3 separate regions of the Homo sapiens genome follow, and all the other regions are linked to region 3. Evidence: chromatin loops called from intact Hi-C (ENCODE). Cell type or tissue: sigmoid colon. All regions are shown on one strand. Each heading gives the region's core, and the rest is flanking DNA. Links, peaks and the distances in the headings are about the cores only. Region 1 overlaps LOC105373583 (a long non-coding RNA gene). Region 2 overlaps GLI2 (GLI family zinc finger 2). Region 3 has its middle 210 kb from the start of TFCP2L1.

Region 1 (10,816 bases), core at 1,055-9,054, 830 kb after region 3:
GCGAGAAAAGGCATGCCTCTGAGCCTTGGTTTCTGCATCAGAACGAAGGGAGCTCTCTCTCACAGAGGTTGATGGAAAGATTACATAATACAATGCCAAGGGCACCATGCCAATTTGGCCCCTGGAAGCCAGTTAGTCCGCGTCCATTTTGTTTATTTTTTTATTTACTTTTTAAAAAAACAGAGATGGTGGTCTTGCTGTGTTGCCCAGGCTAGTCTCGAACTCATGGCCTCAAGTGATCCTCCCACCTCGGCCTCCCAAAGTGCTGGGATTATAGGCATGAGCTACTACACCAGGCCACTTTATTTTTTGTTTTGTTTTAATTTTAAAATTATTATTATTATTACTATTTTTTGAGATGCAGTCTTGCTCTGTCGCCCAGGCTGGAGTGCAGTGGTGCGATCTCAGCTCACGGCAAGCTCTGCCTCCCTGGTTCACGCCATTCTCCCAACTCAGCCTCCCAAGTTGCTGGGACAACAGGCGCCTGCCACCACGCCCGGCTAATTTTGTTTTTGTATTTTTAGTAGAGACGGGGTTTCACCATGTTAACCAGGATGGTCTCGATCTCCTGACCTCGTGATCAACCCGCCTCAGCCTCCCAAAGTGATTATAGGCATCAGCCCCCAAAGGGATTATAGGCGTGAGCCACTGCGCCTGGCCTAAAATTATTTTTAATTGTGGTAAAATATATATGATATAAAAGTCACCATCTTAGCTGTTAAGTGTATAGTTCAGTGGTATGAAGTAAATTCCCAGTGTCGTGCAGCCATCATCACCATCCATCCCTAGAAGTCTAAACACTACACCCATTGAACACTCACTGCCCTTCCCTCCTCTGCCCCCAGCCCCTGGCAACCACCAATCTACTTTCTGTCTCTGTGAATTTGACGACTCCAGGTACCAGGTTTCAGTGGAATCATACAGTATTTGTCTTTTCATGACTGGCTTATTCCACTTAGCATAATGTCCTCAAGGTTCACCTGTGTTATGGCCTGTCCTTCCTTCCTTGTTGAAGCTGAGGGATCATTCCATCACGTGTGCCACACTCTGTTTATCCACTCACCTGCCCATGGACACTGGGGTTGCTTCCACCTCTGGCCTATCGTGAGAATGTTGCTGTGAATGTGGGTGTGCAAATATATCTGAGACTCTGCTTTCAATTCTGTCGGGTATACACTCAGAAGTGGAACTGCCAGATCTTATGTTAATTCTGCTTCATTTTTTGAGGAACCATCATATTGTTTTCCATAGCAACTGCACCATTACGCATTCCCACCCGCAGTGCACAAAGGTTCCAATTTCTCCATGTCCTCCAACACTTGCTCTTCTCTGTTTTTTTGTTTTGTTTTGTTTTTTTGTTTTTTTTGAGATGGAGTTTCGCTCTTGTTGCCCAGGCTGGAGTACAATGGCACGATCTCAGCTCACTGCAACCTCCACTTCCTGGGTTCAAGTGATTCTCCTGCCTCAGCCTGCCAAGTAGCTGGGATTACAGGTGCACACCACCATGCCCAGATAATTTTTATATTTTTAGTAGCAGCGGGGTTTTGCCATGTTGGCCAGGCTGGTCTCGAACTCCTGACCTCAGGTGATCCGCCCACCTTGGCCACCCAAAGTGCTGGGATTACAGGCATGAGCCACCATGCCTGGCCCTCTCTGCTCTTTTAATAGCAGCCATCCTGAGGGTGTGAGGAGGCTGTTTCCTTCCTCTTTGGACCCACACACCTTCGAGCCCCGCTCATAGCAGGCACTCCATGGATCTTCACCCTGTGAACTAGATTCTCTCCTGAGCTTTCTGGCTCCTAGGAGGCAAACAGGCTGTTTCTCTCCCTGCAGGGGACCTTGGGCCTTGTGGCTCTTGGGGATTATTTACAGCCAGGGCCACCTCTGTTCTCCCCTTGGGCAGGCTCGAGGATGAGCCCTTCTGGGAGAGTGGGAGGCAGGGGCCCAGACACATGGTGCATGATTTTCGCCACTGGGCAGTCTCAGCCTTGTGGCTTTCTGCTGGTGCATCCAAGTTAACCCGTCCGTCAGCTCCCACAGGACTAAGGACAAACGCACACCCCGTGACAGTGGATCTGGGGTCCTTGTGACTGCTGCCTCCTTTCCAGCTGTAGGCACCGACTTTGCTTCTGTTCCCAGTTCCTAGCAGTAGGCCTCCGGTCCCCCAAAACCCAGCTCTCTCTGTCTACCCAAAGGCTGAGTATGTGGCAGCCTGAAATCCCACCAGATGCTGTCTCCCCAAGTCCCCACACACTCACCCAGGTGCCCAGAAGCCAACCTCACACTGACTCAGCAGCACATGCAGGAGAAGGCATGAGAGGAAAGACACCCAGGAGGTCATGGAAACAGTAAGCTCTGATGGAGGGAAGGCCTGGCATGATCTAGAATAAGACTGGGGATAGCAGGCCTGTGTAGGCCTGCCATTCTTCCCATCCAGGGGGAAGCTTTAACATCACTTTGGCACCACACAGACCTGGGTTCAAATAGCAGCTCCTGCCAGGTGCGGTGGCTCACACCTGTGATCCCAGCACTTTGGGAGGCCAAGGCAGGCGGATCCTTGAGCCCAGGAGTTCGAGACCAGCCTGAGCAACATGGTGAAACCCTGTCTCTACAAAATACAAAATACAAAAAAGAAAAAAAAATAGCCAGATGTGGTGGCATGCACCTGTAGTCCCAGCTACTCAAGAGACTGAGGTGGGAGGACCACTTGAATCTGGGAGGTGGAGGTTGCAGTGAACCAAGATCACGCCACTGCACTCCAGCCTGGGTGACAGAGGGAGACCCTGTCTCAAAAAAAAATAAAAATAAAAATAAAAAAGTAGCAGCTCCATGAGTACATGCTGTGTGACCCCAGGCAAGTCTGTTTACCTCTCTGAGCTTCCTTTGGCAAATGAGGATAACAACAGGCAAGTCACAAGGTCACTGTGGGGCTTCGAAGTGCAATCCACACCGAGGGCGGGCACCCACCTGACTGCCGCTGTTTCATGCAGAGACCTCCTCCTGCCACCCGCTCTCCCGCTGCTGAAATCCCACACAGAGACCCGGGGTTGGAGGAAAAAAACATGAGATGAAAGGATAACGGCCTTCCTTTTTCCGACAGGAGGCAGCTTGTTCTTAAGGGAAAAAACAGCCCCCTCTGCAGCACCACCTCCACTCCATCCTCTCTTTGTGTTTGAGCTTCTGGGGAAACAACAGGTCCCACGGTAGTTTCCTTCCAGGATCCCCCCTCCCTCCAGAAATTCCCCAATGACTGCCAAGCTCAGTGGTAAGAAAAATGAGCAATTTCCAGACAGAGGCCAGCACATTTCAGAGGCATGGAGTGGAGGCCACGCCCCTCCTGACGGCCCCATCCCCCGCGAACAGTCGTAGGTCACCTGGGCCCACACTCCTAGTCGCGCTTACCTCTCGGAATGCACGGAGGAGGACAGAGTGAGACTCTGGCAGAGGGCTTGCTGAGGGGAGGGCTGAGAGAGTCATCTCCCCCAACCCTTGTCGCTCTGCCCCTGCCCCACATCCTGGGCAATTATACTACTGTGGTGGGGTAGAGGCATCCAAGGCGGAGGCAGGTACTGTGCACCTGCGATACACCTGAGACTTGGAGACAGTGACCCTGGCGTTCAATAAGCATTCATTTAACGGTTCCCCAGGCATGGTGCTGGGGATCAGGGCACAACAGGGACCAACACAGACCCTCACGGGGCGCCAGGAGGAGCGGGGGCATCCAGAGGAACACGTGGAGCACGTGGCTGCCTTTGCCACACTCCTCCTCCCTGCCCTCCTCCCCAGCCCGGCATGGCTGGTGTTCAAAGCCCCTGTGTGCTCTGCTCACTTGAAACCGACTCAGCTGAGGGGCTGTGCAAATGGCGGAGACTGAACAGAGGAGCGAAGTCCCTGAGGGAGAAACCACCCCAGAAAAGACAAGCCAGGTGTCAGGGTGGGGAGCTTGGTTACCACAGTGGGTGCAAGGAGATGGGGACTGAGCAGGGCCGTGGATGCTGGCGGCCCTCAGCCATCATCCTCCCTGCCCAGGCAAGTTGAATGGCAGCCCCAAACAGCAAACTCTCATTTTCCACCTTTTATTCCAGGAAGGGCACTGTGAGGCTGCAGCGGGGAGCGGGGAGCGGGCAGGGGACCTTGGACCAGGACCTCTGACTAAGCCTGAGTCAGGGCTGCCTTCCACTGGTCCCCACCCACCCTTGCAGGCCACTGAGCCGCCTCTCCTGGCTCAGCCTCTCCCACTTGTTGCCTCCGCCCTCAACTCCTTCAGTGACTTCCTCACCTCTTCATAAAGTCCAGGCTCTCGTCTTCTCTCCGGCTGCCCCCGACAGTGCCCCGCACCCAGCCCCTCCCACCACCTGTCTCCCATCTTCCCAGCCTGTCCTCCTCCTGCCCCACTGCCTCACCGTACTCCTGCTCCTCGGGTGCTCCTGATGGCCTCTAACTGTCCTTCAAACCCAGCCCAGTAGCAGGTCTTCTCAAAGGCTTCCTGCCATCCCTTCCCTTCCCTGGGTAGGTATGGAACCCCTCACCCAGGCCTCCTCCACCCCAGCCCTGCTCCCTCCTGAGAAGCCAGGGGTGCACCTCACATCTGTATTTTTGTGCCTGGCGTAAAGCAGGAAAGGAATGAGGATTTCACTGAGAACCTACTGCGTGCTGGCCACTGTTATGAAGGTCATCACAGGGAATGTTCACAACAAACCATGACATGGTATTGTCTCATTTTTACAGGTAAGGAAACTGAAGCCTCAGGCGAAGAGATGATTTCAAAGAACTTCAGAGCTAAGAGTCTTCTTCGACTAAAGTAGGCCCCCATGTTTCCTGGGAGAGGTGGAGCTTGAGGCTTGAGTGGGCTTAAAAAACAATGAGGATTCTGACAAACACAAAAGAGGGAGAGAAAGAGAGAGAATTAGAGCATTCCAGGCAGCAGGGGACTGAGATAAAGGAAGGCCAGGAGGCAGGAAAGACTAGGAAGTGACTGGCAAGACTAGGCGGTTTAGTAGAGAATCCAAGGTATATGCTTACACAAATTACTGGGCAAGGTGACTCACACCTGTAATCCCAGCACTTTGGGAGGCCAAGGTGGGAGGACTGCTTGAGCCCAGGAGTTTGCGACCAGTTTGGAAAACATGAGGAGACCCCATCTCTATTTAAAAAAAGGAAAGGAAAGGAGAGGAGAGGGGAGGGGAAGGGAGGGGAGGGGAGGGGAGGGGCAGCAGAAAGCCTGGAATGGCAGGAGGAACACCAAGCCTGCCACAGACATGGGGCGTTTCTGAGAAGGCTAGGCAGTGTTCCAGTGGGGGAAAGCCCTTGTGGACGACTTCCCTGTCAAAACCCTTCCCAGGAACTTGAAGGGCCAGTTCCAGAGACCCTGTGACCTCAGGCTCCAGAGATGGCTCCGTAAGGCAAACTCACCATGACCACTGGTCAATGACTCACTTCTCCTCCCAGGCGCCCTCCCAGGGATGAGCGCTCCTTCACTCTGCCTCCCTCAGCCCTTGCTCCGGTCTCTCTGCAGCTGGGGTCAGTGTTCCCAGTGAAGTCAGCGTGTGGAGCACACATGCCTCGTACCCACATTCATGCCCATGTGTGCGTGTGCACACGCATGTGGGGCCTGTGTGTCTCTTTCTCTGAGACCCACTCAAGATCTGCATGCACCTCGGGCCCCCTCCCAGAGTGCTGCAGCCAGATGCACCTGGAGCCCCACCCGTCAGCCCAGGGAGACATGCCCCTGCTGAATTCAGAGAATGATCCAGAAGGATTCAGGAAATGAGGACCATTCATGAACCCAGCGACTGATGAAGAGCACCTTCCTCACATCCGCTGCCAAACTCACCCGAAAAGAAGAGACAGAGGAAGACCCCAGAGGATTGCAATTTGAGGACACCTCCAACTCATGCTCACTGCACTTGGTCCAAAATGATCAGAGGGGAGATTTGGCTCATGCTCTGGCCTCACTGGCTCCCATCACCATTGCCTCTGCCCCTCCAGCCTCTGCCAGGCGCCTGGCTCTGACCCTTGCTGACACTTCAGGCCCCTCACCCTTAGAACTGACTGCCAAAGGGCTAGTTGCTTAGTCTTCAAGTAAAGGGGGTCTGGAGGACTATGGAGGAGGCATAGTGCCTAGAGAGCCCCTCGCCTCAAGACACCCCCACTGCACTTGGGAGGAAAGGCAGGGCTGGGGGATGGAGGCACTGTGGGGGCCTTTCCTATTTGGCAGCAGCTGCAGCCATGCGCACCATAGCCACAGCACGCAGCACACATCTTCTGTCTCACAGTGATTGAAGATTTTGCCAAACCACCGGTCAGACAGATTTCCCCCCAAGCCCCACATTAATTGATTTTTGGATTCTGCAACCCAAGCTCAAGCTCAAGCTCCGAGCTCACTGCTGAGCTCAGACTCCTGGGTGTCCCACAACGGCTTCGATGTGGAGGCCATGACGCTGAAGCCAAAGTTGTCAGACACCTGGGCTGCACTTGCCTGTGCAACGAGCCTGGGAAAGCAGCTCTGGGGATTGCACCCACAGTGCCAGGGCTCGGGAGCCTCTGAGCTCAGGGAGGCCTTCAGGGACAGGCGCTCGGCCAGCTGCCTGGGTAGGCTACTAATGAGCAGATGTGTTCCAGGCTGTCTGCCCAAGGGGCAGCTGCACCTGGGCTGGAGAGCTGAGACTCTCTGGGGTTCTGCAGCCTCTGTCCTCCTCAGCCTGGCCCGACAGCCCCTCGTTCTGATACAGGAGGGCACAGCTGCCTGACGCCCCTCCTTCCCCATCTCTGCCTCTCTAATCTTCCTTGAGGAAGATTCCATCAGAGGTTTTACTTACATATTCCTACACCATGCCTGGAACATAGTAGGTACTCAATAAATCCAACTTTTCCTGAGTTAGTGGTGAGGAAAAGCTGGACTCAGGATCAGGCTGCCTGTGAAGCCTGGCCTGTAGCCTGCCAGCTCTCCCAGCCTCAGGGTCCTCACACCCACACGTGTGTGCAGTAACAGAGCACTTCTTGCCTGCAACAGTGCCTGGTTCCCAGTGTATGCCACTGGGATCCGTATTATTATTAAGTGATCCGTATTATTATTTTATCTTAAGAGAGGAATCCAGCTGTGTCCAAATGAGGGGTTGGGACAAAATAAAAGCTAGAATCCAGTCTTGCAGGTGGGGACATGGCACCTGGGTCTCCACACTGACCCGTGCTGCCCACCCTCTCACATGCTATCTAGAGACGGCACTCCTTGTGGAATGCTGCAGGAGGTGCTCCACTGGCACGAAGTGGGTGGGCTCTTAGCACAGACCCAAACAGTAAGTGACTTTTCACACTCCCATCGCATCTCCAAAGCTACATGCAAAACACTGATCTTCACAGGGGTTAGAACACAACTTCCAGAAGGCCTCTTTCTTTTTTTTTTTTTTCTCCCTTTTTTTTTTTTATTATTATACTTTAAGTTCTGAGATACATGTGCAGAACATGCAGGTTTGTTACATAGGTATACAAGAGCCATGGTGGTTTGCTGCACCCATCAACCCGTCATCTACATTACGTATTTCTCCTAATGCTATCCCTCCCCTAACCCCCAACCCCCTGGCAGGCCCCAGTGTGTGATGTTCCCCTCCCTGTGTTCATGTGCTCTCACTGTTCAACTCCCACTTATGAGGGAGAACAAGCAGTGTTTGGTTTTCTGTTCCTGTGTTAGTTTGCTGAGAATGATGGTTTCCAGCTTCATCCATGTCCCTGCAAAGGACATGAAGTCATCCTTTTTGATGGCTGTATAGTATTCCATGGTGTATATGTGCCATGTTTTCTTTATCCAGTCTATCATTGATGGGCATTTGGGTTGGTTCCAAGTCTTTGTTATTGTGAACAGTGCTGCAATAAACATACGTGTGCATGCGTCTTTATAGTAGAATAATTGATAATCCTTTTGTTATATACCCAGTAATGGCATTGTTGGGTCAAATGGTATTTCTTGTTCTAGATCCTTGAGGAATCGCCACACTGTCTTTCACAATGGTTGAACTGGTTTACACTCCCACCAACAGTGTAAAAGCATGCCTATTTTTCCACATCCTCTCCAGCATCTGTTGTTGCCTGACTTTTTAATGATCACCATTCTAACTAGCATGAGATGGTATCTCATTATGGTTTTGATTTGCATTTCTCTAATGACCATTTCTCTAATGATGAGCTTTTTTTCATATGTTTGTTGGCTGCAAAAATGTCTTCTTTTGAGAAGTGTCCATTCATATCTTTTGCCCATTTTTTGAGTGGGGTTGCTTTTTTCTTATAAACTTGTTAAAGTTCCTTATAGATTCTGGATATTAGCCCTTTGTCAGATGGATAGATTGCAAAAATTTTCTCCCATTCTGTAGGTTGTCTGTTCACTCTGATGATAGTTTCTTTTGCTGTGCAGAAGCTCTTTAGTTTAATTAGATCCCATTTGTCAATTTTGGCTTTTGTGGCCATTGCTTTTGGTGTTTTAGTCATGAAGTCTTTGCCCATGCCTATGTCCTGAATGGTATTGCCTAGGGCCTCTTTTTAATCCAAGAAAGAAAGGGGGCAGATAAGATGGCGAAGCATTGCCAGGGTTAACGGGGAGTCTGCAGACCAATGGGTAAAGATCAAAGAGAGCCTGACTGCTGTAACAGCACCCCTCTCTAAACAGGAGGGCACCCCACCCCGGGCATCAGCAATCCTGCACACGGCCATTCCCAGAGCAGCCTGCCTCCACCGCAGCACAGAGATGGGTCAGAATGAACGTCCACCCATGTCAGTGCTCTATCAAATGTCTGCTTAGAAGTTCTTTTTAGGCCAGGCGCGGTGGCTCACGCCTGTAATCCCAGCACTTTGGGAGGCCGAGGTGGGCGGATCATGAGGTCAGGAGATCGAGACCATCCTGGCTAACACAGTGAAACCCCGTCTCTACTAAAAATACAAAAACAAAATTAGCCGGGCGTGGTGGCATGCACCTGTAGTCCCAGCTACTCGGGAGGCTGAGGCAGGAGAATGGCGTGAACCCAGGAGGTGGAGCGTGCAGTGAGCTGAGACTGCACCACTGCACTCCAGCCTGGGCGACAGAGCGAGACTCCAACTCAAAAAAAAAAAAAGGTCCTTTTTAAATAATTATTTTCTAAATATTCTGGTCTGTTCAAGCTGCCATAACAAAGTATCACACACTGGTAGCTTAAACAGCAAACATTTATTCATCAACAGTTCTGGAGGCTGGAAGTCCTCTTAAGATAAAATAATAATACGGATCAGTCAACTGGCATACACTGGGAACCAGGCACTGTTGCAGGCAAGAAGTGCTCTGTTACTACACACACATCTGGGTGTGAGGACCCTGAAGCTGGGACAGCTGGCAAGCTACAGGCCAGACTTCACAGGCAGCCTGATCCTGAGTCCAGCTTTTCCTCACCACTAACTCAGGAAAAGTTGGATTTATTGAGTACCTACTATGTTCCAGGCATGGTGTAGGAATATGTAACTAAAACCTCTGATGGAATCTTCCTCAAGGAAGATTAGAGAGGCAGAGATGGGGAAGGAGGGGCAGCAGGCAGCTGTGCCCTCCTCTAACAGGACGAGGTGCCTAGGCCAGGCACTTGACCCTTCTGAGCCTCAGTCTCCCCCGTAATGGGAGCAAATCTCTCCCCCAGTCCCCACGCGGACATCATGCTAAACAGATGGTAGCGCTTCTCACTATCTTCATTGCCATTGTTATTCTATTTAACACTGAATACAATTTTTTGAAGCCCCTTTCAGACCAAAAAGAGAAAACTGGGCCCTCTGTTTACTACTAAATGTGTTCCTGTTTTTTTGTTAATTAAAAGAAAAAACAACGTCCAACACCTCCATCCCGACCATATTGTTCCTGAAGTTTCCTTTTGCTGATGTATCTGTTGTTGTGGCATCAATAGTCGTAAACCACTTCCACTCTTACTGAGGTGTTTTGTTTTGTTTTGTTTAGATGGCGTTTCGCTCGTTGCTCATGCTGGAGTACAATGGCACAATTTTGGCTCACTACAACCTCTGCCTCCCAGGTTCAAGTGATTCTCCAGCCTCAGCCTCCTGAGTAGCTGGCATTACAGGCATGCACCACCATGCTCAACTAATTTTTGTATTTTTAGTAGAGACGGGGTTTCACCATGTTGGCCAGGCTGGTCTCGAACTCCTGACCTCAGGTGATCCACCCACCTTGGCCTCCCAAAGTGCTGGGATTATAGGCATGAGCCACTGTGCCAGGCTCTTACTGAGCTTTTTAAAGCACCCACTCAGAAACCATCAGGGAGAACCTCTTTCTTCAACCCCCCTGCTCTGTAAGAGCACTCAGAGCTCAAGAGATGACCTGTCTTCACGGGGGAAATCTAGTAACGCTGGATATGCAATAGGAATTCACTATATGAACAGCAATTCACCACACCAAATACCCCCCAGATAAAGCTGGGAAAGTTATGGCTGTTTGGGGTAATCTGGAAAGAACCTCAGTGACAGTAAATAATTTTTGTTTGTACCAGAGAAAAATCTAAAACCAGCAGGAACTCCGAGGAGTTTCATTTTCTTTCTTAGGTGGAAAGCAGCCACATGAGAAGGGTTGGCTTGTCAAGGTTTCAAGCCTGTCACGGATCTCCAGCCTCGGAGGCATATTTTCAGTTTCGATTCAGCTGATAGGTGGGGAGAAAGCACCCCAGTTCTTGGAAGTTAGCCGTTTCTCCTCCTCGCAGACAACCTCCAGAGCAGGGCAGCAGGCAGCTGCTAGAGATTTATTTCTCCACTTAGTCGTCTCCGCTTGCGGCTTCCTCCCATGAGTGAGGACCAAGAGAAGCCC
Region 2 (10,816 bases), core at 1,726-9,725, 240 kb after region 3:
ATGACTGACCAGTGCCCAGGCTCAGGCCGCATCAGGAAGGGACACAGCCTGGGCCTCAGCCCCAGGCCCTGCTGCCCGGGTCAGCCTGGTGCCACCCCGTGCCTCAGGCAGCCTCTGCAACCCTTCCTAGCACCTCCTTTCTTCTCTCTGCCATCTCTCTAAAATTCTGGGTCTGTGGGGTAGGGTGATGGGGTTCTGGGTACTTCATTTTCAAGTCATTGACCCCAGGTCTCCTGGGTATAAGCCCCAGCACTTGCCAGGGGCAGCCAGGGGGCAAATTCAAGACCGATGAGCTCTTAAGACACAGAGATGAAGTCCTCAGTGGCCGGGGCTCTGACTCCTTGTGGGACCAGATGGTGCACCCTGTGCCAGGTGGGCATGGACTGGGGCCCCAATCCACACTGATTCCTCTCCACCAAGCAAGTACCATGCTGTGTACCTGGTGTTTACTGCTGATTGAAAGAACAAACCAAGAACCACCCCGCCTTGTGGTGCCCCATATGGGAAGCGATGGGTGGGCAGCAGACGCAGTCCAGCGTAGGTAATCCCACTGGCACTCCAGCCCCTGAGACTAAGTGATAATCTTTGAGACAGCCCTGACACTAGTGCCATTGATTTCATCCTTACTCCACGCAGGTACTTTGTGAGCATGACCTCACTGAATCCTCACAACAACCCACAGACAAATGCAGAAACTGAGGCCTGGAGAGTTGGGTGAGTTGGTAAGAATCAGAGCTGGATTTAAAGCCACACTCCCAGCCACCAGACCAGGAGGCACCTCCCTTCCTACAGACTGGGACAATAACCTGCACCACCGGGGGCTGTGTGACAACCAGAGAGCACACCCAAAGCTCCCTTCACAGGCCCCAGAGCACTGATACTGCTCTCAAAACGGAATCTACTATTTTACTGACTATCCCCAACCATAATAAGGAATCAAGTACTCTGAGCCTGGCTTTTATTTTCCTGGGTGTGAGCTGTCCTGCTTGTGGCCTGTCACCCAGGAAAACACAGGTGCCCTCTGGCCTGACATCAGCATCCCAGTGGATGCTCCAGCTGCCCCTGGACAACCTGTCCCCACACTGTGAGCCCTGTAACCTCCAGGGAGGCCTGGTGCCCACAGCAGAGCACCCTGCACTGTGAGGGTTTTCTTTGGGAGGAGCACTTGCCAATTGCCAGGTTAGTACAATTATCAAGCGCTGGACTGAATGCACCAGAATAACCTCAAGTCTTTCCAAGATGCCTTTGGCAGAAGAAGGGCCAGGCATCGGGACAGGGCCAACCTCCCAGCTGGGAGCAACCTTGGTGTGCAGAGACAGACAAGGAAAGGGAACAGAAGGACAAACATGGAGAATGACACAGAAAGAGAGAGGATGACAGAAAGAGAGAGAGAGAATGACAGAAACAGAGAGAGAGACAGGCAGAGCTGAAACTGAGGACCAAATGAGGGAAAAAGAATGACAGGAAAACAAAGAGACCAAACAGGCAAAAAAAAAAAAAAGAGACAGAGAGAGATACGGAGGCAGAGTGAAACCAGGACACAGAGACAGAAGACACAGAGACACAGAGTGATCCAGGACAGGGACCAAGTGAGAGAAACAGAATGACAGAGAAGAGAGGGACAGACAAAGAAACAGTGAGAGAGACAGCAACAAAGTCAGAGAAGGACAGAGAGAACCAGAGAAAGGAGGCAGAGAGAGTCACCCAGAAAACAGAGGGAACATGGTGGGGACCAGGACGGGCAGGGAGTCTCACAGGTCCAGCCATGAGGTTCTGGGAAGGGCACTCCCCCAGCCACCTGCACATTCTCCAGAGGGCTCACACTCTCTGCCCTCCCCTGCCCTGCTGGAGCCCCAACAAACAGGCCCCGTCCCTGCTCTGCCCTGAGCTCAGGCAGCCCAAGAGGCTGCTGTTTGGGGAACACATTACCAGCATGTGCTGCCCTTCCCATGGATGGACGTGGGGCCTGGTGGGCATCCGTGTATGTCTGTGTGTGTCTGGGCCCACTTCTCCGTACACACCAGCAGAAGCATGAACAAAAACCCACACACACACAGGCTTGGCAAGCATGCTGCCCCAGCAGGGCCAACCTCCTCCTCTACTCACCCTGTGCCCTAGACTGAGGGCCCCCTATGTGCCAGGCACTATGCCCACAGGGCTAGGGCACAGTGAGACCCTCAGAGGGCAGAGGGAGCTAGGCCAAGGCCACTTAAACAAACAGGAGGGCAAGGAGGGGCTCAAGACACGACCCGGTGATGGCACTGCACGGTGCAGGTGGCTGCACCAGGAGCCCAGCCAGCACTCACCCCCTGGGATGGCAGGTACTCAGACGGAGGGGCAGAGCGGGCCCAGGGTCTTGTGGCCGGTTAGAAAGACCACCTCCACCAGACTCCCACTCACTCAGCAGCACACTCTGACTTCCAAGCCTGCTACACTTTTCACCCAAGGCGCTTCTGCTCAAAAGCCACCTCTTCTAAGGAAACTTTACACACACGTGCACATATATACACACACACACACGCAGGCACACCTGCCCTTAGCAAAACATGCGCCCCCTCCCCTCTGAATGCCTAGCACAGTGCTGACTCAAAGGGACCAGAACTTGCTTGCAGAACTTACATGAACTCAGCCCTGCACTTCCCTCTGAGTGCCCCCAGCCCTGAGAACTGGGGAAGGTGCCCCATGAAGGAATGGGTCCTGGCCAGGAAGCAGGATCTCAAGGCCCACATAGGCCCTCCTGCAGCCACCCTGGTGGACACAGTCCCCTTCTCCCAGGCCCGGGCCCACAGCTACAGCCAAGTCAGCACTTGGAGAACGGATGGGACACCAGCATTACGGATTGGTGATAATAATGACGATATCAGCCAACTCAGATGAGAACCTCCTGGGAAACAGCTGTTAGGCCCAGCCTTGGTTTATTCCTCAGATGTACCCTATGAGGTCAACTCTTCATTATCACCACCTAGAGATGGGAAGCTAAGGCTGGGGGAACTCCTTCTACTTGACGAATGTCACACAGCTGTTAAGTGGCTGGGCTGGGGCTCAGCCCTAGCACTGTCCAACTCCTGGGCCTGAGATCTTAATCATGACACTGCCTTTGAGCTAAGTCAGCCTCAGAAAGACATTAACCCTGGTCAGAAACTTAAGACACTCACAATGCGCCCACTCTGTAAATGATGTGGAAAGAGATCGTTTATGGAAGTACTAACATGCTCTGAGGCATACTGCCCCTGGGGCTCTGTGTCCCTGTGTATCTGTGACTGTGTGAGTGCAGGCGTGTGCATGCGAATGTGTGCATGTGTGTATAAGTGTATGAAGGGTGCGTGTGGGTGCTGGGTGTGCACGTGGTGATGGTGTGTGTGACAGTGAGTGCGTGCATGGGTGCAGGTGCGTGGCTGTCCCTGTGTGCATGCATGCGTACGTGTGTGACTGTGAGCATGTGGTGTGTGAGTATGAGTGACAGCATGTCATTTTGGGTGACAGAGTGTGTCAGTGTGCAGGAGCAAGTGCTGTGTGTTTCTTCCAAGAGCCCTGGGCCTAGCTTCAGCGTGGTGGGGCAAGGAGGACCTTTCAGAGAAATTGTGAGGAATAGTGGCTGTGGATGATCTTTTTTTTTTTTTTTTGGAGTTGGAAGTCACGGCCTCAGCAGAGAATCCATTTTAGTAACAAGAGAAATGGAATGACGTGGCAAATTATAGTGTCTGACCAAATAAATTATTCCTTTCATTTTACCGTTTTGTTTGGAGGAGAGCTTTAAACCTCATCCTCAAGCATATTCAGCAAGTGCTTACTGAGCGGATTTGGCTGTAATTAATACGAATTTAACTTTCTTTTCTTTCCCAAGGCACTGAACTGGAGGAGAAACGGGGCAGGGCAGATTCCTCCGGGCTGTGGGTTGGGTGAAGGTTTAATAGCTTCACAGACCTGTGCAAGCTGCAAGGGCAAAAGGGAGAGGAAAAATATAAAACCTTTAATTGCTACTTCCCAAAATAACCTCAGTCCGCCTGTAATAAGCTTATGCTGGATTTTGATTCTTTTCACAGAGGAGAAAAAAATCAGGTTTAAATTTCTAAAACCAACATATTTTCCACAGGTTCCACCCTCAGCGTCTGTCTGGGGTTGAGAGCTCGAATGTCCTCGGAGTCTCCGGGCAGGGGCTCAGACAAGAGGCTGGCCTCACAGGTGCTTTCTCTGGTGAGAGAGCGGGGAGAACTAACGAACGTTTCCTCAGAGAAGCCACCTGGCCCGGGGGCCTTGGCCCAGCAAGCTGCTCTCATGCATAAAGAGGGCACTGAACCAGGGGGTGACACACTGGTCATCGATGGTGGAGGAACCAGGAGGACCCAAGGTTCACGGAAGCTTTAGAAGTCCATGGGTGTTTAGACCTGCTCCTCAGGCTCTCTTCAATAATTTCATTTTCTAAACTTGCAGGAAAATATACAAAACATAAAATGTACCATTTCCATGCCTTTTAAGTGTACAATTCAGAGGCATTGAGTACATTCACGTTGTTCCGCAACCATCACGACCATCCATCTCCAGAGCTTTTTCATCTTCCCAAATTGAAATTCTGCACCCATTCAACATGAACTCCTCACTCCTTCCTCCCTCCGGCCCCTGGCAATCACAACTCTGCTTTCTGTCTCTACGATTCTGACGACTCTAGGGACCGCGTATAAGTGGAATAAAACAGTATATGTCCTTTTGTGACTGACTTATTTCACTTAGCATAACGTTCTCAAGGTTCATCTGTGCTGTGTCCGAATGTCCTTCCTTTTTAAGGCTGCATAACAGCCCTCTGTATCACGCACCACATTTTGTTTATTCATTCATCCATCAATGGACCCTTGGGTAGCTTCCACTTTTTGGCTATTGTGAATAAGGCTGCTATGAACATGGGTGTGCAAATATCTCTTCAGGACCCTACTTTCAACTTTTCTGAGTCTAAATCCAAAAGGAGAATTGCTGGATTGTAAGGTAATTCTGTTTCATTTTCCAAGGAACTCCCATACTGTCTTCCAAAGTGGCTGCACTATTTCACATTCCCACCAGCAGTGCACAAGGAGGCCAACTTCTCCACATCCTCACCAGCACCTGTTCTGTTTTCTGAGTGTTTTTCTTAATAGTAGCCATCCTATTCACACAGTATGGGTATGAATCCCCACTGACTCTTCATCACCCGCTCACAGGCAGAGGCACTACTTAGAGACGCCGGGCTCACCACTTAGCAAGAAGCATATCAGCAGACACTCGGGTTTGGCTGTGCCAACTCCGCTGTCCTGAAAGAAGACAGCCACGGGTCTGGGCAACATAGTCATATGTTTGTGTTTCTGGGCTGGCTCTGAGGGAAGCCTAGAGGTCCCTGAAGCACTCATCCGGTCACGGATTTAGTCAACAAACCACTGGCATGGGCAGTGCCAGGCCCTGTTCTAGGAGCTGGGGACACAGCAGTCCCTCATGGACCCATGGGAGTCACCACACAGTGAAAGCGAAATGGTGGGAGCCCCACTTGTCCCGGGAGCCGCCAGTGGTTATGCGTGGCTGGGGTGTGGGGAGATGTGGCAGGCTGGGAAGTCACTATGGAGAATGTGCCAGCATTTGAAGGGGAGACAGAGGAAGCGGGAGCCGGGCAGGTTGCCCAGGCGGATCTGAAACGGGCTCTGAGCTGTCACTGGGGACCGCAGGTACAGAGGGACTGAACTGCCTGCTTCTCAAATCATTCCCGAAAGGCCTGGGGTCAAGAGGCCATAGGCATTGGAATCCCATGGGCCTGGGTTCAAAGCCACTTCCCCAACCTGTGTGACGCAGAGTACATGCTCTCTGAAACTCAGGTCCCTAATCTGTAAAACGGCAATGCAGGGAATCCCATCTTTTGCCAAGATTAGACACGAAAGACCATACATGAGATAAAAATCTCCACCACTCCAAAGCACCTCTGCCCACCTCAAGCAAGGTCCCACACGGAGGGGACCCCACTTCCTCCAGAGTGCAGTCCAGCGGTCTCCTCTGTGTGGAGACGCACACTGCCTCCCAGATCGAACAGCAGCAGAGGGAGGGGGCTGGCTGGGTTCTGGGCCTGTGCATGAAAACTGTGTATATAAACATCAGAAGCTGAATAAAAACTCCAGCTCTGGAGCCTGCAGTACAGGAGGCACGAGTAAATGTAAACAGGACGGCAGACCCTCACGCCCAACCTGGCTCTGGCACATTCAGACTGGGACGAGGGCACTGCTTCAGCTGCATGCACTCAGCCCCTCTCTGTCTCAGCTTCTCCCCTCTCTCCCTCTCTCCTCCATGCTGAACTTGCTAAGTTGGGTGCATGCAGATGCATGCCAGCCACAGCTCCCTCCCACCCCACCCAGCCGGGTTGGAAGCCTCGCAGCTGTCTCTGGACAGAGCCTGGCCACGGCCCAACGCTCTGCTCTGTCATAACAAAGGCGGCCGTCACCAGGCAGCCTCCCATCGTGCCCAGCAGTAAGGGCCTGTGGTGTTCTCACCCAGCATCCTATCCCTCCCTGGGACACTGCTGGGCCACAGCTGGAGTGCAAAGCTCTGAGCAGCCAAGGCTTGTGCAAGGCCATCTGCGAACCAGCAGCCACAGGAAGGAGCGCTCCTGTGATCCCTGGCCAGATTATCCAAACATCTCCTGGCCTTGGGGCTTAGCCCTAGGGGCAGGGGTAAGACTTGTCAGAAGACACCCACAGGGATCTGATGTCTGCAGGAAGCACCAGGAGGGGGACATGGAGGGAGGGCTGTCATCAAGGCAGCTTTCCTGGAAGGAGCAGGCAAAGGACAGGCATCTGGGCAGAAGGAGCTTACAGCCAGGTGCACACTCACAGTCCGGTGCACGCTCACAGTCAGGTGCATGCTTACAGTCCAGCACACACTCACAGCCAGGTGCACACCCACAGCCAGGAGCACACTCACAGCCAGGAGCACACTCCTTACAGCTAGGCACACACTCACAGTCAGGTGCACACCCACAGCCAGGTCACACTCACAGCCAGATGCACACTCACAGCCAGGAGCACACTCCTTATAGCCAGGTGCACTCACAGCTAGGCGCACACAGTCCAGCACACACTCACAGCCAGGCGCATTCACAGCCAGTTGCACACTCCTCACAGCCAAGCACACACTCACAGCCAGGTGAGGTTGTTTTAATGTGAGGGCAGTGAGTGGCTGCACAGGTGGACAGGGCCAGGCCTTCCTTGGGCTTTATCATGTATTTGTAAAACCTGAGTGATAAATGGGCTCCTTAAACAGGAAATGCATTCTTTCAGATTCTAAGTACTTGCTTCAATTCTCCCAAAACTCCCAAATCATGGCAGTACCAATGGCTATAAGAAATATCATGGGGGCCAGGCACAATGGCTCACACCTGTAATCCCAGCACTTTGGGAAGGGGACCACTTGAGGTCAGGAGTTCGAGACCAGCCTGGGCAACAAGTTGAAACCCTGTCTCTATAAAAAATACAAAAATAAGCCAGGTGTGATGGCAGGCACCTGTAGTCCCAGCTACTTGGGAGGGTGAGGTGGGAGGATTGCTTGAGCCCGGGTGGTCGAGGCTACAGTGGGCCACGATTGTGTCACCGCACTCCAGCCTGAGCAACTGAGCGATAACCTGTCTCAAGACAAAACAACAACAACAACAACAAAGAAATGCCATGGGGACATCCTTTGTCAGGTGTGTCACTGACAAGGGAGTTCAGGTCCTCATGTCCCACTTGGTTGGAACATCAGGCTGTGGGACACCTTATCTCAAAGCAAGGCCCTCAGGACAGGCTTACATCCTCAAAGACCAGCTGTGTCATTTGGGGTAAATGACTTGCCCTCTCTGACCTCCTCAGAGTCAGTTTGACAGGTGCTGGTGTAGACCCAAAGGGGGCCCAAAGGGGCTTACAGCCAGAGATGGAGCAGGGGGCAGTGGCTAATGACAAGCACCTGGAGGGACACTCTGGAGCCGCCATTCTGCCATCTCTGAGCCCCAGCGCTCGTGAACGTAAGAGCCAAAGCTCAGAGGGTGGGCCTGAGGATCAGCAGCTTCCCGGGGTGGCGAGGGACAATCACCTGTATCAGGGTGGGGGCCCACACCCCTGTAAGGGGGAAGGCTGCTGCCAGAGCACCACTCCACACAGTCCCCCTGGCCAAGGGGCAAACTCGTAACAGTCAAGGTCAACACAGCGAGTAAATTTGTTGCTGCCTCCCTCTTCCTCCCTCTCTATCCCCCTACTTACCTTCCCCATCCAACAGCCTTCACAGGGTCTTTTTCTCCTCCACCAGCTACGTGATGTGGGGTAAGTGACTTAGCTTCTCCGAACCTGGGTTCCACTGGTGCTTTAGCTGCTATACTGCCTCCCACTGCTACAAAGTCATCCCAACGGAATCCCCCCAAGATATGAACGTTTAGATCTCCAGAGCAGACGAATCAGAAAAACCTGGTTCTTTCTTTGTTAAATAAAGTTAATTCACCATAGAATTCCATTAATTAATGAACTGCCTTTATGCCCATAAAATATGAATAATTTTGGTCCATGCATGGTTTTACAGGAATACGGCAAATTACACAGTGACGTGGAATGGCAGGGCCACCAGGAATGTGAACCCTTTTGTGGGTGCAGAAAGGAAACCCCTCCCTTGGCCTGCATGGTACTGCGCCTTCGCCTAGGCCTATCGGAATCCCACACGGCTTCACTTCCGCACATGCCACAAGCTCCCAGGGAGTGGCTCCATCTGCCCAGAGACATCCCCGGGACTCCACCCTGAGGCCCAGCTCTCCTCTCCACAGCCCACAGCCGGGAGATCTTCCCATAAGAGAATCAGGGAAGGATTCCGATCCCTGCCTTCCAATGCTAGGCATTCCATAGATGTCCCCAGGCTACCCACTTCTGTGTGCTCCCCACATCCCACAGCAAAAATGCTATAAGAGGGCAGATCAGAAAGAATGTCACATCACTCTCTCATCCTCTCCCACTAGCAGCTCCAGCCCGAATGCTCTGTGGTGTTAAAGCACACTTCAGCGTGTACTGGGCGAGTGATGTCCCTCTCTGCCTCCTCCACACCTGCCCAGGGACTGGAACCTGCACCCAGAAATGTGGGTTTACTTAATGATGGGGGGGATTTCTCCCCCAGCCCCACACACAACTCCAGTCCCTTCCCCCCACTGTATGGCTAAATTTATAGATTTGGGATTGCTGTAAATTATAATGTAATTATATCACACCGGGGGCAGCTTCCCACGGCAGAAATTAAAAAGCAATTCAGGTAAATGATCTTTAGCTACAGTGGAGCGTCCCTGCAGAACTCATTAAGTCCGGGACCAAACGGCATACCAAAGACGGTGTGCGGCCGCTGCATGTCAAACACAGCCTCGCCTGGGAAACACACAGCCGGGTGGCGGGGGGTGCAGGGGGTGGGAGCAGGTTCCCTGTTGGGATGTCCTTCATCCACCTCTCACATCCACCTCTGTGCACACCTGTCCAGGTGTCTCCTCCAATGCCCCCTCAGCCTCCCAGTCCTAGACCACTCCTGCAAGATTCCCCTTAGAGAAGGAAACTCAAGGTTGCCTGAGGAAGAGCTAGGGTAAGGGGCAGAAGATGGGTTCAGAGTGTACTGAAAATAAAATCAGATGGGAAATTTGCCATTTGGGTTGCATTCGTACCATTTCCTCTGAAGCTTTGAATTTCAAAAGCCCAGGGAGTTACTTTTGTGTGTTTTGTTGTTGTATTTTAACGTCCTTAATTGAACCTTCCATTGGAAGGGAAGTATGGCATGGAAAGAAAGAACTGGAAAGAAACATACTAACATGTGAGTGAGGGTCATCCTTGGGAGGTGGAATCAGGGAAGAACATAATGATATGTTCATTGGGCTTTTCCACAGTCATCACATTTTCAATCACTTTAATAATCAGAAAAATAGTAAACAGGTGATTTGCGGAGGCATTTCCATTTGCTATCCTTGTGACCTTCAGCCACATGCAAAGGGGTGGAATGGGGACAGCACCATCTCTCTTGGTATTAATTGTGTCAAGTTCATGCAAGGACCCTGTGAGGGTCAGGATTCAGGGAACACAAAGGTTCTGGAGCCTTAGGGCCCATCGGGCTGTTTCCTAACACGCTTCTGAAAAGGTCATTTTGTCCCTGTCCCTTGAGCTGGACCCGCTGTGCAGGGCACTATGCCCATAGCACACTGCTGGGTCCAGGGACCACAAGAAGGCTGCTCTAACTCCAGAGACACTTTGTTGAGTTTATCACCTTCCAGACACTGTTCAGTGCTTCGCTGATAACAGCTCACTCAACCCTTGTAACAATCCTTGCACCCGAAAGGATGCTGCACAGACAAGAACTCCAAGGCCACAAGAGTTCACAGCCTTGCTCTAGGTCTCGTCCAGCTATCACTGGCATAGCAGGAACATGAACTCGGCCCACCGCCCGGTCTTAGCCACCACAGCCTCACCTCCATGTCAGAGGTGTGGAACACAGCAAAGGCCAGTTGACAAGCAGCCTGGTGGCATCCCCAGTGCCACTTTCTCCCGGCCCCCGTGGAGTCAAAGGCAAACAGGAACACATAGTGGGGGCCTCGGGTGGCAGCCCAGCCCAGGGGAAAGGAGGCTCGGTGTGACCCACCCCACTGCCATCCAGCTGGGCGGCCCTGGTGAAGAGCCTCAGCATCCCCATCTGTAAAATGGGGTTGCACCTGCCTCTGGGGGTCGCAGCACAGGCTTAGGCAACCTCGTAAAGCACTGGTTGGGGCAAAAGGGAAAAGAGGGTCTTTCTGAGTCAATGTAATAGTCCCCAAGTCTATGCACAGGCACCT
Region 3 (10,816 bases), core at 1,379-9,378:
TCAACTCAGTGTGCACTCACTAGATGCTAGCCATGTGCCAGCAGGCACGGCGCATGGCAGGGGAGAAAACAGCTCCTGCGCCAAGGAGCCCTAGGTCCTGGGAAGAGGGGTGACAAATCCACAAACACATACATGCTTTGTCACACCCAAGACAGGTGCCAGATCCAGGAATCACGAAGGCACCAGGAGGTCTGAGGGCTTCCCTGAGGAGGTGATGCGCCCTGAGTCCTGAAGGGCTGGGGAGCCAGCCACGGGAGGTGGGAGGGAAGGCTCCAAGCAGGGGCACTAGGATTCCCCAAGCCCAGAGGAGGGAATAGCAGGTGTGTGGTTGTGATGGGGCAGGGAGGGCCCCAGGGCAGCGGGGACAGGAGGCGGGGTTTAGACTGGGTGGTAGGTGGGAGTGGTGCCTGGGACCCCAGGAAAGGCTGCAGCCAGGAAGGCTCTGGATTTGTGCCCGAGGCTCCTGCTAGCAGCTGACGGAATGGAGAGGGCAAGGAGGTGGGCAGGGAGGCGAGCTGGGAAACGCCAAGCTGGGCAGAGGCAGAGGAAAAGGAGAGGAGAGAAACTGAGGGGGCAGGGTTGGCAAGAGATGGGGAGGACTGGGTGGGTGCCAGGAGATGGGGGGAGAGCAGCCACGCCTCCCCTCCCGGCTGGGGTTTTTTCATGCTGGAGTTGGAGTTGGGGCAACTTTTGTCCTCTCTGCTCCTTGATCCAGGGCAAAGGCGGGGGGCGGGGAGGGGGGGCGGTGAAAACACGACCTAGTACCTCTCAGTTTTAGAATCAGCCACTATCTTTTCTGGTTAGAAATCGGTGGCGGGAAGCGGCTGGGAGAAATAAGATTTAGCCTCCCAAACAGGCGGCAGGGAAGGAAGGGACCAGAAGTGCTCCCAGCAGCTCATTTGCATTTCAAACAGCCCGTTTGTTTTATCTCCTAATTAGCATACTCACCCTCAGCTGAAAATGAGTCCATTAAAGGAGACTCTGCTCCAGGCTCAGCTCCTCCTTTAAATATTTTTAAAGCGTATGATTAATACACTTGCCTATTGCTGCGTGGACTGTGCTGGGGGGGTCAGGGGGCAGATAAATGAAAGAGGATAGCTGCACGCGGCGTTGACTGGCTGATTAATCACTGCCTGTTTTCTATAACTCATGGCAGATGGCAGGAGCTGGCTGCAGGCCCTCGTTGGGAATGAGGTGCTGCAGGCAGGATGAACAGGGGTCGGGGGAGACCCTGGAAGGCCCCAGTTGTGTCGTGTTTTTTTTCCTCGGCCCTACAGACCTCCGTGTCCACCCCACCCCCTGCACTTCGTGGCAATTCCCAAGTTCAAGAGCAGTGGCGTAGCTTCTGGGAAGACACAGGAAATCTCATTTCTCCCTTGGATTTTTTAGGACCTAGATAACGACACTGTCAATTTTGGGAATGGTCAACTTTGGGGTGGGGAGAGTCAGGTCCAGTGCAATACTTGTATATATTTTATCTTCAATTCTCCCAACAACCCCATTTTCTAGATAGGAATTGTGAGGCTTGGCAAGGCAGACACAGGTATTGTTCCCAGCTGGTCCCACCCAAAGCCTGCTCCTCGCTGTCCTCCCTTTTGCCCTCCCCAGGGGAGCATCATCAGCCCAAGGCCCAGAAGTGAAGGCCCTGGAGCTGGCACAGCTGCCCCCTCCCCGGGACCTCGGCCCTCTCCATCCCTGGGGGCCACTGCAGTCTTCCCCTGGTACGGGACACATTCTCCCCGTCAGGCCTGCATGGCTATTGCCCACCTCACCGTGCACATTCAATGGTGTTTTTGTCTCTTGACTTGTCTTTCCCAGGAGATGATGGATTTCCTGGAGGCAGGAAGTGTGGCCACCACCGGGAGTAGCTCCAGGACCCGGCATGGGTTAGGCTCTGGGGTGGTGTGACAGATGTGTGTCCGGTCAGCCTAGCTGAGCTGAACTGCAGCACCCAGAACTCCCTTCCCTGCACAGGCTTGGGTTATCTGGGGCCCCAGGGGAGGGGCAGAGGGAGCAGCAGTCATGTCTTCCTTTTACACTCAGAAGGCGAGAGGGGCCAGTGCCTCCCAACACACAGGGGACTCGCAGGTGCTGCTGATCTCAGGAGATGGATTTGGTGTCCAGGCAGCTGGGGCATAGCTCTTCCAGCCCAGCCAGAGCCTCCTGTGGCCTTCTTGACTCCCAGGCCAGGTATATGCTTAGTTCATGAAAGTGCCGGCTTCTTCCACGGGGTGCCCATCCTCGAAGGTAGAGGCTTAGAGCAGGGGACAGATTGACTTGGGGTCTGCCACTTCCCGGTGGGAGTTCCAGCTCAGCCTGTCAGGTTCCGTTTGTCCTCCTACCCCACTTCATGGTCATCCCCTTTTCCCCACGCCCGCCCTGCCAGCTCCACGCACCGGAGAAGCAGCAGTTCCCTTAGACGGGGTGGCCAGTGCCCAAGGTTTCACAAGGCCAAGTCCCTGTAATAGGTCGTGTGTGTGTGTGTCTGTGTGTGTCTGTGTGTGTGTGTCTACGTGTTTGTGTGTCTGCATGTGTCTGTGTGTATCTGTGTGTGCGTGCGTGTCTATGTATCTGTGTGTGTCTGTGCGTATCTGTGTGTGTGTGCGTGTCTATATATGTATGTGTGTGTGTCTGTGTGTGTGTCTGTGGGTGTGTCTGTGTGTCTGTGTGTGTGTCTGTGTGTATACGTGTCTGTGTCTGCGTGTGTCTGTGTGTCTGTGTGTGTCTGCGTGTGTGTCTGTGTCTGTGTGTCTGTGGGTGTCTGCGTGTGTGTGTCTCTGTGTGTTTGTGTCTGTGTGTTGGTGTCCGCGTGTCTGTCCGTGTAGTGCGTGTGTGTGTCTGTGTATGTCTGTATGTCTGTGTATGTTTCTGTATGTTCCTGCATGTGTGTGTCTCTGTGTGTGTGTTTGTGTCTATGTGTGTGTGTCTTTGTGTGTCTGTGTGTTTCTGTGTGTGCGTGTGTGTCTCTGTGTGTTTGTGTCTGTGTCTGTGTGTGTGTGTCTGTGTGTGTGTCTCTGTGTCTGTGCGTGTGTGTCTGTGTGTCTGTGTGTGTGTCTGTGTGTGTCTCTGTGTCTGTGTGTCTGTGTGTGTGTGTGTGTCTGTGTGTGTGTGCGCGTGCATGTCCTCTCACGTCCCAATGTTCCACTTCTCTGAACTCTGACTGGTGCAGGTGGCAGAGCCTGTAGGAACGGAATGGGAGGAGATGGGAAACCCTTGTGGGATGGGAACTGTCAGGTCGGGTTCTGCAGACTACGTGGGAAAGTGGAACACAGTGATCCTGGCAGAGGGAACAGCATGTGCAAAGACCAGGGGGTAGTGGGGCACAGTGCCTGAGCAGCCGTGGGTTCCTGTCCCGCCCAGAAGAGAAAAGGTCTGCAGAGGAAGCAGCGGCTGCCTGAGTGGAGCCCAGCCCGGCAATGGGCAGTGGGAGCCAGGCTGGGCTTTCCTGCAGGAGGCACCACGTGGTTGCTGCAGATGAGAGAGGGTGATGCCCCCAGGAACTCCAGGCTGGCAGGGGTTAGGGACGGAATTGACGTGGGCTGTACGGCGTTGGCCTAGTTCCTTGTTGGGGATACAATCAGGCGGGAGCGGCCTGTCCCTTAGGATACAATGACTGGGCTATAGCAGTCGTGCTCTTGATCAAGTTAAAAAGTGGCTGCTGGTATCACTGGCCCCCACCAAGTCGGGGAAGCCCTGCTCCCCATCACTCTGGAGAGCTGTGTATTTTCCCAAACTCCAAGCATTGGTGCTGAGACCGCTCCCGCAAAAAAAGCCAGAGAAGGGTAGCTGGGCTTCCCCCAACTCCAAGGGGTTGAACTAGCGACCCTTCAGGAGTCTCAGAAGACCCCCATTGTGCATTCAGGGAAATGGGAGCCCAGGGAGAGGATGGGCCCTGCCTAAGGTCACCCAGTGAGTTGCAAGAGCCGGTGAGAGCCCAGGTCTCCAGATGCCTGCCCAGCAGCAGTGCCAGGGGAAGGGGACGTGGGGCCAAGGCCACCCGTTGTGCAGAGATCAGGAGCAAGTGGTGCCGGGGCGAGACTACCCACAGGGGAGCACCTTCTCTGAGCTCCAAGGAGCCACAGGCCCTGAGCCTCTCTCCCTCTCTTGGGGACTCACCACCTTGAAAGAGATGGACCCAGAGGTAAATGACAAGATGACACCATAAATGCCACAACGCAGGCACTGGGGGAGAACAGGGGAAGCAGCCACCAATCCTCCCTTATAAGTATTCAAATTCCACTCATTCCTTCATGCAGTAACTAGCTACTGAGCACCTAGGATGTGCAGGGCTGGATGGGGCTGGGGACACAGAGCTGAACAAGACAGCCCCCCTGCCCCCGTCTTGGAGCTTGGCATCCTAGCACATATTAATATATAGTATTCGTACACTGTGTAATGTAATGCTGGTAATAACATCCATAAAGATCCCTCACAGCAGTCTGAGAGGGCGGAGTGATGGGGACCAGGGACCCTTGGCCCAGGAAGACAAGGACAGCCTCTTAAAGCAGTTGCCATTTGAGTCGAGACCTAAACTCTGAGAAGGAGGAGGCATCTGGACATTTGGAAGCAGACGTTTTTAGGGAAGGAAAACAGTGAATGCAAAGGCCCTGGGGTGGAGGTGAGCTCAATGCTTTGGAAAGAAGGCCCAGTCGGCTAAAGCGGAAGGAGCAGAGGAGGCCCTAAAAGGTGACCTGGGGACATAGGTGGGTTGGACTGCAGAGCCCCGTGGCCATGGGGACGTGCCTGATGTACATTCCAGGGAGCTCCTCTGGCCTCTGTAGGACAATGGGCTGTGCACCCACCTGGTGCTGATGGGCACCAGGGCTCTTTCTATGTTTGGGTACTCAGTTGGAAACCCAGAACTTCTGAGGTGTTACAACGTGGGGCGCCTGTGCCTTCAGCCTGTCTAGCAGTGTGGCCTGGGCAAGGCCCTTCCCAGAGCCCAGTCTCTGTCAGGCTGGAGGGTGAGTGATCCAGCCACACAGTCACAGTAACAGCCTGCTCCCTCCGGAAAAGGCCTCTGTGACCAGGGACAAGCTGCTTTCCCCGCTATGTGGAGTGCTGAGGCTGATCAGCAGGAAACGGGCGGGTGAGGGCTTTGACGCCTCCGGGCTGGAACCCCTGGGCTGTCTTGGGGAAGCCCTGAGGGGAGCGGAGGTGGTGCTGGGACTGGGACCCCTCCTGCCGTCCGCCCTAGGCTGGCAGTCGGCGCCGGGCACCACTGCCCTTCTTTCACCAGGGGGCGCTGGTGGGCTTTTGCACTCTGTTTTCCTACCTCTCCCCGTCCTTTTTTTTCTTTTCTTTTCTTTTCCAATTAAAAATCATCCTTGTAGGGTCCATTTTCAAACAGATTTTGGAACAGTCTCTTTGAGAAATCCAATACACTTTTTCTTGAGACAGGGTCTTTCTCTGTCACCCACGCTGGAGTGTGTGACGTTTGCTTACTGCACCCTCAACCTCTGGGCTCAATCTTCCCACCTCAGCCTCCCAAGTAGCTTGCACACCACTGTACCCGACTGAATTTTTGGTTTTTTTTTTTTTTGTAGAGACAGGGTCTTGCTTTATTGCCCAGGCTGGTCTCAAACTCCCGGGTTCAAGTGATCCCGCCACCTCAGTCTCCCAAAGTGCTGGAATTACAGGCGTGACCAATGTACCATTAACTTTGGGATTCAGAACTAACTCAGGAAGCTGCCAGCCACCCAGCTGAAGGCCAGGCCTGGGTCTCACCCAGTAGCCAGATCCTGGCAGGGGGTGGGGGCAAGGGTGGTTCTGGGATCCCTGTGGACTGGACCCACAATACTGACTTCTGACATTTGTTGGGTTTTTTTTTTTGAGACGGAGTCTTATTCTGTCACCCAGGCTGGAGTGCAGTGGCGCGATTTCGGCTCACTGCAAACTCTGCCTCCTGGGTTCAATCAATTCCCCTGCCTCAGCCTCCTAAGTAGCTGTGATTACAGGCGCCCGCCACCAGGCCCGGCTAATTTTTGTGTTTTTAGTAGAGATGGAGTTTCACCATGTTGGCCAGGCTGGTCTTGAACTCCTGACCTCAAGTGATCCACCCACCTTGGCCTCCCAAGGTGCTGGGATTATAGGCGTGAGCCACCGTGCCCGGCCTGACATTTGTTGGTTTTAATAAGCATGAAAGGAATTCCAGGGCACCTGTCCTCCACCCTGCCCCATTGGCTGGCCTCGAACCCCAGCGGAGCCAGAGTTGGAGAGTATTTTCCGTGAAAGATTTCCTGGGTTTTGGGGACAAATTGGGCTGCTCTCAGGAGTGGGGGACAGAATGGGGTGCGAGGTGGGGGCAGGGGGCCTTCTTCATTCTACTTCCTGCTCGGAAATATTTTAGGGACTTGCTATTTTAGTAAAGGCATTAATTGGGCACATATTTACCATCCTACTGTTTTTAATCACAATGTCTGTGAATTTCCCTCAGTGTGAGAGGGGCCCAGACTTCGATTTCCTGTCCCTTCAATGCTTGCAGATGGAATATTCCAGCACATGTGCAGGATCCATGCTAACTAAAACATAGTTACCCTCCACCACGGAACCACAGACAGGGCACAAGGACAGGGGCGGCTGAGGGTGGGTTCCTGATTCCCAACGTGGGATGGGCGTACCCCACCCCCTCCACCAAGGCATGGGGCTGTGTTCGCGGTTGACAGTATGGTCACGCGAAGGAGTTTTGCAAATGACCTTGGCCCTGGAGGCGCAATGACCGAATGAAGCTTGAACTTCATCACTGAACTCTGCAGGACCTGCAGGAGCAAGTTGGAAGCTCAGTTTCCTCATCTGCGAAATGGGGGAATAATAGTGACTGCGCCATGAGATGACGGTGAATGTTAAATGACATCGCCCATTGTTATCAGGGTTTTGGCTGTCACTATTCATCGAGTACCTCCCTCCTGTCCACTCATGCTTTACACACCCCGAGAGAAGCTCCTGCGGATTAGAGATGTTAAGGGAGCCGCCTAGGATGGCACAGCTTGGCAGAAGGGTGGAGCCAGGGCCCACCTGGGTCTGTAGAATTCCTCTGCTCTCCTTGGCCTGTCCTCTGAACTCCTGGGGATTTGGCAGATTCTCCTTTCAGGGGAGAAGTTAGAGGTGGAGTCTGCGCTTTGCATTCTGCCATCCCAGAACCCTGGGGCAGGTTGTGCCTGGGCCTGGCTGCTGGCTGGCACTGAGCAGCAAAACAGTCCCGACCAGAGCCGGGCACCTGGAGGCCAGTGGTGGGCAAAGCCCTTCCTCCTGAGAAGTACAGGTTCACTGGCCCAGCCCTCCCAGCCCTGCTGCACCATGCAGCGGGCTCCAGAAGAGGAGGGATGAAGCCTCAAGCCCTGCCCACTGAGAAGCCCAGTATTCCCCCTGGGATGGCAACAAATCCCGCCTGCCACGGAGGTGCCAGGACCCGCCGCAGAGAGGGAGATGAGAGAGGGCCCTAGAGAGGACTACAGAGGCCACTTGCAAGGAGTAGGGGATGGATGACAGGGATGAGGGGGACTGGGGAGAGGAGGAGGGAGGGAGGGAATTGCTCAGCAGGGCAAGGACACAGGATTGAGCACTATGTGGGGTGGGGGCACCTCAAGAGACAGAAGAGAGGAATGGGTACCGTGGTGAGGGTCGGGGGCATTCACTGACAGAGAGGAGAAGAGCCTGCCAGGTTATGAGTGGTTTGAAAGCTGGAGTTTAGACTTGATGTGATAAAAATGGGGAGCCACGGTAGCCTCTTGAGTGAGGGAAGGCTAGGGATGGGCTGAGGAAGGGGTAGAAATGAAAGAGACAGGTTACAGATGCCAGTCTCTGTGCCATCCACGACTGGTCTCTAACCCACTTCATCCCCTGGCTTCAGTTCATTTACTAAGTCACCCTTGGGAGCTACCCTCAGAAATCCCATTTTCAAATGACATGAGAAAATGCTCCTGGCATAACACAGAGTGAAAAGCTAAGAAGCAGTGGAAGCTGTGCTTTGTAATCTCGATTTGGTGAGAGAAGTCTGCAGGTGTGTCTGTGTTTGTGAGGATACCACTGCCCCGGGCTTTCTTGGTGATGTTGGTTTTTGTCCTTTTTCTTCTTTGACAAAATTTCCTTCACCTTGGGAGGGTTTCTCGCCTTAGCCCTCTTTGCCCTTGGGGTAGGAGGAGCCGGCTTCTGGTTACAAATGACCCAGGCTCTGGATTTTGTGGCGTTCCAAGTCCATTAGGGAAGGACAAGTATGGCAGGGAGAGGTAGAATGTCAGGAGAAGCAGGTGCTGGGGAGGGCTCCCCCAAACTTTCAGGGGTTTCTCTGGGCCTGGGCTGGCCTTGGGGAAGAGGGGAGTCAGTGGGCCTCTGGGGGCTGCTCCGCAGATGCCAGTTTCCAAATTCTCCTGAGACTCCCATGCCTGAGAGAGACACACACCACCGCAGAGCCGCGGTTCCTCCCGAGTCACCTATGTGGACAAACACAAGTGACAGGTGACCCAGGACCCCTTGACATCCCTCCCCATCCAACACACCTTGGCACTGTGTGGGATTCAGAACCAGGGACCATCCAGGGGTTGGGGGGAAGCTCAGAACCCACACTCAATGGATTCCAGGCCAGAGTGACGTGCTACTTCCTACAGGGCCAAGCTGGTAGCCCGAGAGGTCTCCCCATTAAAAGTGCTAAAAAAAAAAAAAAAAGAGCCTGGAGGGATTGCACCAACCCTTACTAGCAATTCTCTCTGCAGGTGGCATGATGGTAATTTTTCTTTTCTTCTTAATAATGAGCTATATTTTTCTAATTTTCTACAATGTGCAGATGTGAATTCTAAAATTAGAAGGGAAAGGAAAAGTAAAGTAAAGCAAAACTAGTCAGAAAGACTAGCTCTCGTGAAGCCAGGCTTAGGGGGACCAGGACAGAGAGGTTTTGCAGGAGGGCCAGGTTCCCAGTGTGGCTTCTGCACTGGCCCCAGGGGCAGAGAGACCCCAGGGCCCCATGTAGCATGTGCACACTCCTTGCCCCACTGCTCAGCTGCTCCTCCCCACCGTCACTCACTCCTGGAGGCCAGACAGTGTTGCCACCATGCTTCCAAATAGAGGCATCACCATTACTGCCCAGTGGAGGGGCACCAAGGGCTGTGCTGTGCACCCCCCACCAGCCCCGCCTAGGCCTTGTTCTTCAAAGTGTGTTCGAGCCCCAGGTTTCTTCTGAAGACATAGAACATCTTACCCCTTGTAGACTCCTCTGCCCCATCTCTTCTCCACCCTTCTCCTTCAGGGTCTCCTGCCCATAATGTCATCCACATCCTTCCAGTGTCTTGATTACAAGATTTGTTCCTGCTAGCCAACAAGACATTTAGTCCTAAGAATTAGACCTCACAATCCCTCTCACCAGCCTCTTCATCACCTGTGTTTCCCTATCTCTGACCTTCCTTTTGTTCATTCCAGTGGGCCCCTTGCTGGTCTCCTTGTCTCCTCTCCATCCACCACCCACAAAGCCACGCCAGGAAAGAAAAAGTACTGGGATTGAACTTCTCTGTTCAGAATGACTTTGATGGTATTTTCCTTCTATCAGTGCTTCTAGGATCAGATTCAAGTTCCCTTTCCTGCAGCCCGAAGGCCTCTGTGATCAGTCCTGGGAGAATGGAATGCCTGGGGCTTACGGTACTACTCCCAGCCCTCGCTTCCAGGGCAGACATTACTAATCAATGGCAGCACACTCCTCCTGCTAATCCAGGATGTGGCTTCCAAGTCCTTTTCAGCAAAGGTATCAGGCACCCCGTGACTGATCAAAGTTGGCCATCTCATATCCGGTTATAACCCACAGGCCTACGCTTCTTTCTCTTCCCTATCCCATTCCCCTACCATTCAGCCACATGGGATGTATTGGCACTCTCACATTGGGATACTTGAGGAGGTTAAAGGACTGGACCAACTTCACACAGGTACTGGCAGGCGAGGGGTGATGCGAGGGACAGTGCAGTGCTCCGTGACTAGCTTTGCTGCTACCACCCCTCTGCCTAAAGGGGCAAGGATCCCAGAAGGAGAGAGTTGCTTTGAAAAGAGTCATCTGGCTGAGGGACACAGTGAACCCCAAAGCAGCCCCAAATGGTCAGAGTCAGGGAGTAAGTGCCCTGGCCTCCTTCTCCCTCACCTGCCTGTGCTCCCATTGTCTGAGCCCCACTAAAGCTGGAGGGCGGGAGAGCCTCTTGCAGTAGATATCACAGGGTGGAGCAAGGCTTGGGGGAAGTGGGCACCACCAGAAGCTTTCAGCCCACAGCAGGATGCCCTGCTCGGCCCCACAGAGGAGACAGAAGGGACAGGCCAGGCTCACAGACAGGCTGTCAATGTGCTACCCGTTCCATACCACCGTGCTCTTGCCACCAAGTTCCGTCTGCCTGTCTGACTGTCCTGCCAGCTTCATTTGCCAAAACCTACTTCTCCTTCCAGCCAGCCCAGGAGCCACCTCCTCCTCGAAGCCTCATACATTGCCCTTTCTGCTGGGTCCTCAGTACTGCCCCAGTTAGAGGTCATCGTTCCTTCCTCTGGACTTCAAAAGCAGTTCCCCAGCAGGGGACGTCCGCGGGAGCCAGGCCTGTGCAGTGGGAAAGGAGAAGCCATCCTCCCACGCGATGGACGAGGACTCAGAAGCCAAGAGAGTGTTTCTGGTGTGGTCAAGGTGGCTGGCCCCAAATCCAGCATCCTCTCTCCACAGAGCCCTCGCCCCTGTCTTCAGCCAATGTCCCTAATATGGCTTCCCATCCACCTGGCTGCTGGGCACACCTCCGCACCATCCCACCTCCAACACCGTCTCTCCCCTGCAACCCCACTGCCACCCAGACCAGGAGAGCAGGTT

What was found. A loop is a pair of places that touch in the nucleus more often than their neighbours do. Peaks named below come from ENCODE experiments on the same cell type or tissue, not always from the same donor. Only the 100,000 strongest peaks of a DNase experiment are listed, where the experiment ranks them.
Region 1: it touches region 3 in a loop (3.0-fold over the local background); 2 of 110 quality-filtered maps call a loop at or near these places.
Region 2: a loop joins it to region 3, with 2.8 times the contacts of the local background. A loop is called at or near these places in 4 of 110 quality-filtered maps.

Annotation. Positions count from the first base shown.
Region 1 is chr2:120,232,277-120,243,092 of GRCh38, reverse strand. LOC105373583 (a long non-coding RNA gene) reads left to right here. Exons shown (of 3, transcript XR_923259.3): 2 at 4,729-4,801; 3 at 5,342-7,897. It also overlaps a transcript of RALB not described here. Among named protein-coding and RNA genes, the nearest start is that of TMEM185B, 14 kb to the right of the region's middle. RefSeq lists enhancers at 1-119, 3,991-5,190, 10,354-10,703. In sigmoid colon, for the core only: no CTCF peak of the experiment used is centred there; a DNase peak (open chromatin) is centred at 4,218; H3K27ac peaks cover 2,104 bases.
Region 2 is chr2:120,821,669-120,832,484 of GRCh38, reverse strand. The region is part of intron 2 of GLI2 (GLI family zinc finger 2); the gene reads right to left. Among named protein-coding and RNA genes, the nearest start is that of GLI2, 91 kb to the right of the region's middle. RefSeq lists enhancers at 6,756-7,563, 7,564-8,371, 8,372-9,179, 10,016-10,681 and a silencer at 8,672-8,883. In sigmoid colon, for the core only: no CTCF peak of the experiment used is centred there; DNase peaks (open chromatin) are centred at 5,284, 6,064 and 6,444; H3K4me3 peaks cover 371 bases; H3K27ac peaks cover 962 bases.
Region 3 is chr2:121,065,584-121,076,399 of GRCh38, reverse strand. No RefSeq gene overlaps it. Among named protein-coding and RNA genes, the nearest start is that of TFCP2L1, 210 kb to the left of the region's middle. RefSeq lists enhancers at 289-1,140, 659-1,558, 1,141-1,991, 5,166-5,325, 5,010-5,573 and a silencer at 953-1,247. In sigmoid colon, for the core only: a CTCF peak has its summit at 5,225 (motif pointing right); a DNase peak (open chromatin) is centred at 5,209; H3K4me3 peaks cover 64 bases.